2 separate regions of the Homo sapiens genome follow, and region 2 is linked to region 1. The links are chromatin contacts, found by Hi-C or POLR2A ChIA-PET in ENCODE. All regions are on one chromosome and are shown on one strand. The core of a region is the stretch at or near the end of the contact, and the rest is flanking DNA. Distances in the headings are between cores, read along the strand shown. Region 1 overlaps SORL1 (sortilin related receptor 1). Region 2 overlaps SORL1 (sortilin related receptor 1).

Region 1 (4,277 bases), core at 652-3,151:
TGGGATTACAGGTGCCTGCCACCACGCCTGGCTAATTTTATTTATTTTTATTTTATATTTTTTAGTGAGAGTCTCACTCTGTTACCCAGGCTGGAGTGCAGTGACACTATCATAGCTTACAGCAGCTTCAAACTCTTGGGCTCAAGTGATCCTCCCACCTCACCCTCTCAAGTAGCTAGGACTACAGGCATGTGCAGCCATCCCTAGCTAATTTTTACATTTTTTTGTAGAAAGGAGGTCTCCCTATGTTTCCCAGGCTGATCTCAAACACCTGGCCTCAAGCAATCCTCCCACCTTGGCCTTCCAAAGTGCTGGGATTATGGTTTGTTTTATTTATTTGTTTGTTTGTCTGTTTAAGTATGACCAGGCTGGAGTGTAGTAGCGTGATCTTGGCTCACAGCAACCTCTGCCTCCCGGATTCAAGTGATTCTCCTGTCTCAGTCTCCCGAGAAGCTGGGATTACAGGCACCCACCACCATGCCTGGCTAATTTTTGTATTTTTAGTAGATATGAAGTTTCACCATGTTGGCCAGGCTGGTCTTGAACTCCCAACCTTAGGTGATCCACCCACCTTGGCCTCCCAAAGTGCTGAGATTACAGGTGTGAGCCACCGTGCCTGATCTCATGCCTGTTTTCTATTTGATTATTAGTCTTTTCATTGTTGGTTTCAAGGAGCTCTTTATATATTCGAGATTAGCCCTTTGGCTGTGATATGAGATAGATCGTATGTGTGTGTATTTATATTTCTATCTCCTAGTTTTTCATTTGTTTTTAGACTTTTACTTGTAATTTTAGTCCTCATTAAGTGTAATGGTCCCAGAAGATGTAGATACTGCCTTTGTTTCTTTTAGTTCTCCATGTAAAGTGAAATGTCTTTTAGTTGGTATTGCTTCCTTAGTAATAGAGGTAAAGATGGAGCTGGTATGTTGAGGAGCCTTACAGCTGACCATCATCAGACACCCATAGATTCTGTTTATGTTTCCACAGAGGGTAGCTGTTTCTGACCCTTTTGTTATTTTCCTTGAGCAAAAGTTGTGGGATCTTAGTGAAATTATAACCACAGTCTCATCCAAGGACACCCTCTGCTCAAGGAGAACCATTAGAACTTTCTTCTGCTTTATTTGAATTTTAAGGGGAAAAATTGTTCTTTTATCTGCTTAAGAAACTATAAATTAAGAGGGCAAACCAGCAGAATTACTAGATAAGGGAACATACAATTTAGAAATTTTAAGTTCTAAAATCATATTGTACCTTCTGCCTCTGTGTAGATATACAGATATCCTGGGAGAAAGGACTGGTTTATCTCATTGAAGCTAATGACATGTCGGTTAGGGGATTTTAGGCTATTTGTGGGATTTCTCCCCCTAGGTTTCCCCATAATAAGTGAAAGCGTAATCTAGTCTCTCAGAATAATGATATACATTTGTTCAACAATGCTTGGCGAGTTGGGAGCAGCAGGAGTGGGAAAGCTAAAAATTTACATGGTCCGGAGCTTGAGATTGGCAAGACAGAACAGTGGAAGACCTGGAGGGGGCTGAGGGGACTCAAAGATACCCTGTGGAGCATCATTGAGGGATTTCAGGTGAGGCCAGGTGAGGCTGGTGACTGCTCAGAGATAGAGCAAGGATTGGAATTTCTCAATGAGGACAAAGACAATAGAAAGTAGGTGTCAGTGAGCGTAAGACATTGGAAGTCTAAGTGATTGCAAAGTATGAGAACTTGTAGGTGGAGCAGCTTGCAGAAATGGGAGGTCCAAATATGGATTACGGAAGAAAATTGGGATGAAAGTCACAGTTCTTTCTATCTCTAGGTGTTGGCTGCTGCTTTTGGCTAGGAAGGAATAATAGAGGTGAGCTGGGTCTCAAAATAGCTCAATAAAGGTTCCTTCCTCTCTGCCGTTTTAAAAATACCAAGCAGCCTCATTTTAATTTGCATATCCTCTGGCTAGAGGAAGTACTTTAATCAGTACTTCTAATTGTGGAAAAGAAGAGAACATGCCACCACCCGCCCACACATGCACACAGAGGATCTGATAATGAAGAATAGTGTTCTCCCACACTAGGACCAAAGCTGCTGGTTTCTCCGTTGCCCTAAGAATCCAGATTGTAGGGCAAAACTCAAGTCTTGCTCCCATTGTAAAAAGAAGCTCTTTTTTCTTTGTTTTTTCAAGACAGGGTATTGCTCTGTTGCCCAGGCTGGAGTGCAGTGGCACAATCATGGCTCACCCAGCCTCAAACTTCCAGGCTTCAATCCACCCACCTCAGCCTCCTGAGTAGCTGGGGCTACAGGTGTACGCCAGCATACCTGGCTAATTTTTTTAAATTTATTTTTTGTAGAGGTGGAGTCTCACTATGTTGCCCAGGCTGGTCTTGAACTCTTGGGTTCAAATGGTCCCCCTCCCTACCCTGGCCTCAGCCTCCCAAAGTGTTGGGATTACAGGTGTGACCCACTACATCTGGCAAAAGAGGTTCTTGTTTTTCTGTTTCTTATTTTCCTTTTTGGGAGGGGTGGGGGGAATATGCTCTTGACAGTATATCTCTGAAGGAATTTGACACGATTACCTTCATTATTCTGAGAGCCATCATGCATATGGGATTGTATAAGGGCAGTTACCTAACTGAGGCCTTCTGCTTTTCCTTGAGTCATCACTCTGTATTCTCACTACAAGACTATCTTCCCGACTTTACCATTTATTTTTTCCATTTGCTGAATGGTTCCCATGGCCTTGGTGTTCTTGAGAATGTTAGGAGACCTGGAGCAGATAAGTTGTCCTCTGAGCTGCTGTGTGGGGATTCTTGGGGGATCACTGGCTCAGAAGTTCTTCTCCAAGGTAGTTTGGCCTGGTCATTCTATGTTTTCATTTTGGATTAGCTTCTTGAATTGCCCCACAGATCCAATGCAGAAAGTATCTCTTCAGCTAGGAATACTATAGGGTAAAATGAAATCTAAGACATGGCCTTCCGAGGCATCTATACTGTGTCTAGGAAGCTCAGACAAATACATAATGGTGAACAATAAAATACAGTGTCTAAGAGGCATTACTGCATAAAGGAATAAGACTGATTCTAAAAAATCACCCAACTAAAGGGGTTTTATACCTTTGTTTGGAGTTCAAACTCATGTAAAAGGCTTGGAATTGGATGCTGCAGAGGGATGTTATTGCTAGTGTTGGGAGAAGAGAGGACAGCACTGAGGAAGGCTTCCTGGAAGATGAAGACTTGAACTTGATGACAGAGGAGAGTAGGAATTGGATGGAGGGATCAGAGTGCGTGCAGAGGGCATCTCCTCACGAGAGTGTGGTGTTTGCAAAAGCACAGTGGGAGAAAGGTGCCCTCCCTTTCTGAAGGACATCAAGGAGATCAGTATGTTTGAGAAAGAGTTTGTGGAAGAGCCTCATGGGAGACGAAATGCACAGGCAGCTCCAGATTGCCTAGATCCATGACATTGGTAGGGGACAGGGCAGAGACAGGGCAGCGTCACTTGGAAGGATCAGGCTCAGAGGTTCATGGTGTGGTTTCTCCAGTAATGTTCTTCAGAGGATGTAGCACCTTGGGAAAACTCTCCTTCATTCCTCTGAGATTCATAACTTTAGACCAGAAACTTGCTTATAGCTTCAAGCAGTCCCTTGCTTATTAATTTTGAAACATTTTATCTTGTACTACTACTTTTTGCTCTTCCTAAGCAGGGCAGGGTTGCCTTGAGCTAAACCCAGGATGCTTTGAAAACAACATAAAACACCTTGCAAATGGCAATTTGTCCCCTCTATCCTGAGTCAAGGAGTAACCAAAGGGATATGTTTGAGGCACAGAGAGTATGATCTGTGGGTCACACCATGGTAGGCCTAAACTCTAGTTGATTATCCCATTGCAAAACTTCCATGCCTCTAGTAATTAAATGTGCAAATGATAACAACCTTTTTTTTTTTTTCTGCCAGGGGAATTGATCCCTATGACAAACCAAATACCATCTACATTGAACGACATGAACCCTCTGGCTACTCCACTGTCTTCCGAAGTACAGATTTCTTCCAGTCCCGGGAAAACCAGGAAGTGATCCTTGAGGAAGTGAGAGATTTTCAGCTTCGGGACAAGTACATGTTTGCTACAAAGGTGGTGGTAAGTTGAATGTACTAAAGAATAAACTACTTTTGAGTTTCCTTTGTGAAGTTTGGCATTCTGTGATTAAACAGGTGAGTTTGCATACACAGGAATTGGAAGGATGTGCTTGGGACAGATTGACTGAAGGGATCTCAACATTGACAACATTGACGAACATTC
Region 2 (4,206 bases), core at 1,468-3,967, 40 kb after region 1:
TTCTGACCCTGAGTTCTGTCTTGCTTTCTGTAGGTGGTAGTTTAACTCTCAGTTCAGTATGCTAAGCCTTTGTTACACTGGTTTGTGTCTGTTTCATGCACGTACACTTCAGGGGTTAGGCTGCGACTTGCGTAAGTTCATATACAAAATTAGGGGATTTACTTTTTTGACACTCTCTGCTATGGGATTCCATCCACACTTTACCTACCCTATAGGGGCTCCTTTCTCTGGTTCCTTTGGGGGAAATAATATCTATTGCAGTTTTAGCTGTGACTGAGACTGAGGTGCACCCCATGACTGGGACTTTTCCTTCGGGCAAAGCTTTACCAGGATATTCATGACTTGTGTGTGTAGCTTCTCTAGGTTTTAAATCTCCACAAGCGGCTTGCTTTCGTTTACTTTTCAGCATCCACTGGTAGTTGTTTTTTGTCCAGAGTTTTCAGCTGTAATTAGCAGGAAGGATGGGCTATAGAGGGCTAATACTGTCATAGTAGAACTGAAACCCCAGTTACTTAATTTTTAATCAAGGGTTGGTGGGAGTCATAGATTTGGATTTGAGTCCTACCTCTGCTGTTCACAGTCTACCATTTTAATATTAAGCCCGTGTTTCTTCATTTGGGAAAAAAATTGAGATACTAGAACTTGCTCCACCTGTCCCTAGGATTGTGTGGAACAGATGAGATAATGGATGTCAATGTCTTCTGTAAACGGAAAAATTGTTTTCAAGTGGTTGTCATTGCTGTTATGTCTATGTGCACGTGTGTGCATGCCTGTGGGCATGTGTACATGGTTTCTGCACAATTACCTCCACAGCAGTGGTGTCACCATGGATTTTTCCTCTTCAGGCACTTCCTGGACCTCACTACTACACATGGGGAGACCACGGCGGAATCATCACGGCCATTGCCCAGGGCATGGAAACCAACGAGCTAAAGTAAGTGTCTCTGATGAGGCCTTTTAACATCAAACTTTCTCCCAGAAATTTACGTCTGTGATTATAATTGGATTATCTCTCTATAGCACTATGTTGTTGACAGCACAATTTGTGATCTCTGGATATGAGTTAAACTTTTTTTTTTTTTTTTGAGATGGAGTCTTGCTCTCTCCCCCAGGCAGGAATACAATGGTGCGATCTCAGCTCACTGCAACCTCCACCTCCTGGGTTGAAGCGATTCTCCTGCCTCAGCCTCCTGAGTCTGGGATTACAGGCACCTGCCACCACGTCCGGCTAATTTTTGTAATTTTAGTAGAGACACGGTTTTACCATGTTGATCAGGCTAGTCTCGAACCCCTGACCTCAGGTGATCCACCTGCTTCGGCCTCCCAAAATGCTTGGATTACAGGTGTGAGCCACTGTGCCCACCCCGATTTAAACTCTTTATCTCCCAAATGGGAATATAAGAACCTGTCCTTTCTATCACAAAGGGAGATTGTGAGCAAGAGGGCAATTAATAATAATGGCCAAATAATTAAGTGGAGGCTCTTTAATTTGTCCTTCTTTGCTTTGTGTCTTTATTACATAGAAAGACTAATAATAAATAGCAATAATAATAATAATAATACATCAGTAACAATTACAGAATGCATACAACTTGATAGCCATTGACTTTTGGTGCGTTAGGTTGGTGGGGGGTCTCATGGAGCTGGAAGGGGTGTTTAGGGTTAACTGCATCATTTCACAGATGAGAAAACAGGCTCAGCAAGGCAAAGTAACTTGCCCAGGGTCATTCCCTTTGTTAGTGACAGAGACAGGATTAGCACTTGGGTTTTTCGATTGCGTCCTACATTCTTTGCAATATATTGTTCTGAAAAGCAAAACTGTCAAGAGTTTGTAACCTCTACACCCTTATGTTCTGATTTTATCAGAACCAGTCCTCTGATTACCTTTGGCTCGTTTCTGAATGGTTCATGTTAGGTCAAGTTCATGCTGGACCACACTTCTCCCTGTTTTTGAGCTGAACCCATTAGATGGATTGGTGAAGGATCTGGAGAGGGCTTCTGTAACTCTCTTGTTTATTGCAAGGACAAAGCTTTCTTTTTCTTTGCTCCTTTTAGAAACGGGGCCAGCAGTAAGTGAGAGGTGGGTGGTTTGGAAAAAGAGATCTTAGCAGCTGTTTTTTTTTCCCTGTGGTTAATTTGACATGTGCTGAGCAGCCTGGCCTCAGAGAAGGAGAGAGAAGCAAAGTACTGGTGTTTGGCATTCCACCTGGCTGTTCTCTGTTCTGTGTAGCACTGGTTAGCTATTTCTTTAGAGGTGATACTCCGAAGAGGTCCTGTTTGTGTGCAACACTCTGTATTCATATTCAGATTGGTGTTTGCTCAGACAACGACCATCACAGAGCACAGTACTTCCCACATTTGTGCTATCATTTATATACCCATTAATTTAATTTTCATTTCACATGTTCACCAAGCACCGATTGTGCCAGATGCTGTGTATCTGTAGATGAATAGGATGCCTGCCACCCTGTAGTTGAAAGGTGGGCGACGAAACAATTGTAGTGTTTGGTATACTGCTATGTGTGTAATACGCACGTAGGGGACATAGTTTGGCTTCCTAGGAATACATTTCATTCTTTGTATGGCTTTCAGATTTCAGAGTCAGTTCTCGATTTGCCTTGTTTAACTTCTCTGAAAATTAAATTTGCATTCCAAACTGGCTCCTCTGAAGGAGTTAGTGTGATTCTAGTCCTCTTACACCATCTGTCGGTGCATATGTGCTCAGGGAACGCAGCGTCATTCTGCACGAGCTGGAGCAAAACATGATCAGGAAAATAAACTTGCTGCCAGAAAATCATAAAGCCTTCCCCAGACATTTTGAAATGACTTGGGGGTTGTAGACTTTGGGGGATTATGGTCACTGTAGCATTCCTCTATTTGTATAGGTTTCATTTGGAGGTGTCTGTTTGAATAGTTCAAATAAAGCATTTGAAAATACGAAAATACATACAAGCCTCCTATTGACAGGTGCATGTGTCCCACATAACAACCTGAGCTTGGCCTAAATCTGTGTAGCCACCTGGCATTTACTCAGTGTGTTGTTCACAGAGGTATTTTGCTTCTTCCCCTGCTGCTCTGAAAAGCAAGAAATAATATTCAAGTTAGTTGATATTCTCAGACTACAATGGTGATTTACTGTGACACCCATGCACAAGGACAGGTGGCTTCTGACAAGACTGGATATCTGTTGCTGGGCTAGGGCCTCAGGCCCCTTCTAAGTTTGGCCTCCCCAGTCACAGAGATCTCTTTTCCTTTATGACTCGTAGCATGTATAGGCTGTCCCATTCATTTGGCATTGATCATATTCTGACTCCTTATGTTAGTTACCTTTACATGATGCGCCTGAATTCTGCAACTCGTTAGTAAGGTCTTTGTAGGTAAATATTTCTGCTCGATGTAGGTTACCAGGCACTTAGCAAATATTTGATTGAAATAGGTCATGCATACTTAATCATCCAAGATTGCTTATGGTTTTTTTTTTTTTAACTGATTTATAAAACTAGAGGAGACCGAGCTAGTGTGCCAATTGCACAGCTCCAAGGGGACCACTGCCACTGTGCTCCATGTCAATGACAACCCCTAGAGCACAGATGTGAGTGGAGGCTCCCTGGATGTGTGCAACCCGGTAGTACCCAAGAGACACCAGAGATGACCTAATCTACTTTCCTTAGTTTTCACATGAGGGAATAAGAGATTAGTCAGGAGTTAATGCCCACACTGGAACTTGAGCATATTTCTGTTAGGAATCATTTCAGGTCCATTACACAGACAACTGTCGAACATCTACAATGAAGCGGATGCTGTGCTGGATACCAAGGATGCAAAGGCAAGTGGGGCACTGATCGGGAGCTGCCTGTGCCCACTGTGGCTCTGTGATGTTTCTGAGCCAGATGCAGAGAGAGAGGCTGGGAGGAGGGGGTTGTTTGAAAGAGGGCTTTCTGCTCTGATTTTACTCATCTTTAGGGAGGGAAGCCAAGTAAAGTAGCATTAGTAACTCAAATAGGTTGTAGTGGGGACAGCAATTGAAGCATTGCTCAAAGTAAACATTAGGGTTTTTTTTTTTTTTGGTCGATGTTCTTTTAAGTTATGCATGTCTTTCTCTCCCTGATTAGCACAGATATCTAGGAGTTGACTGTTATTTGTTTCAGCTTCTGCCTTGAGTCTCCTCTGAGACTGTTACCTTTGTTATTGTTAATTGAAATTGAG

The links. A loop is a pair of places that touch in the nucleus more often than their neighbours do. ChIA-PET counts read pairs that join two places held with the same protein, here RNA polymerase II (POLR2A). Pooled maps may share reads with other maps.
Region 2: a map of posterior cingulate gyrus shows a loop between it and region 1 (12-fold over the local background). The contact joins two enhancer-like sites. A Hi-C loop is called at or near these places in 6 of 168 maps with a recorded cell type or tissue (B cell, CD4-positive, alpha-beta T cell, CD8-positive, alpha-beta T cell and 3 more), 9 of 37 single-sample maps with no recorded cell type and 12 of 50 pooled maps. POLR2A ChIA-PET finds 5 or more read pairs at or near these places in 8 of 52 experiments (CD8-positive, alpha-beta T cell, OCI-LY7, activated CD4-positive, alpha-beta T cell and 4 more).

The regions. Positions count from the first base shown.
Region 1 is chr11:121,492,935-121,497,211 of GRCh38, forward strand. It overlaps SORL1 (sortilin related receptor 1), which reads left to right. Exons shown (of 48, transcript NM_003105.6): 6 at 3,935-4,115. Among named protein-coding and RNA genes, the nearest start is that of SORL1-AS1, 42 kb to the left of the region's middle. Within about 2 kb of position 1,902, at least 5 of the 41 ENCODE cell types and tissues checked have a DNase peak (open chromatin) inside an H3K27ac peak, as active enhancers do; they include OCI-LY7, where a contact is called at or near this core.
Region 2 is chr11:121,531,619-121,535,824 of GRCh38, forward strand. SORL1 (sortilin related receptor 1) reads left to right here. Exons shown (of 48, transcript NM_003105.6): 12 at 846-934. Among named protein-coding and RNA genes, the nearest start is that of SORL1-AS1, 81 kb to the left of the region's middle. Within about 2 kb of position 2,718, at least 2 of the 41 ENCODE cell types and tissues checked have a DNase peak (open chromatin) inside an H3K27ac peak, as active enhancers do; they include OCI-LY7, where a contact is called at or near this core.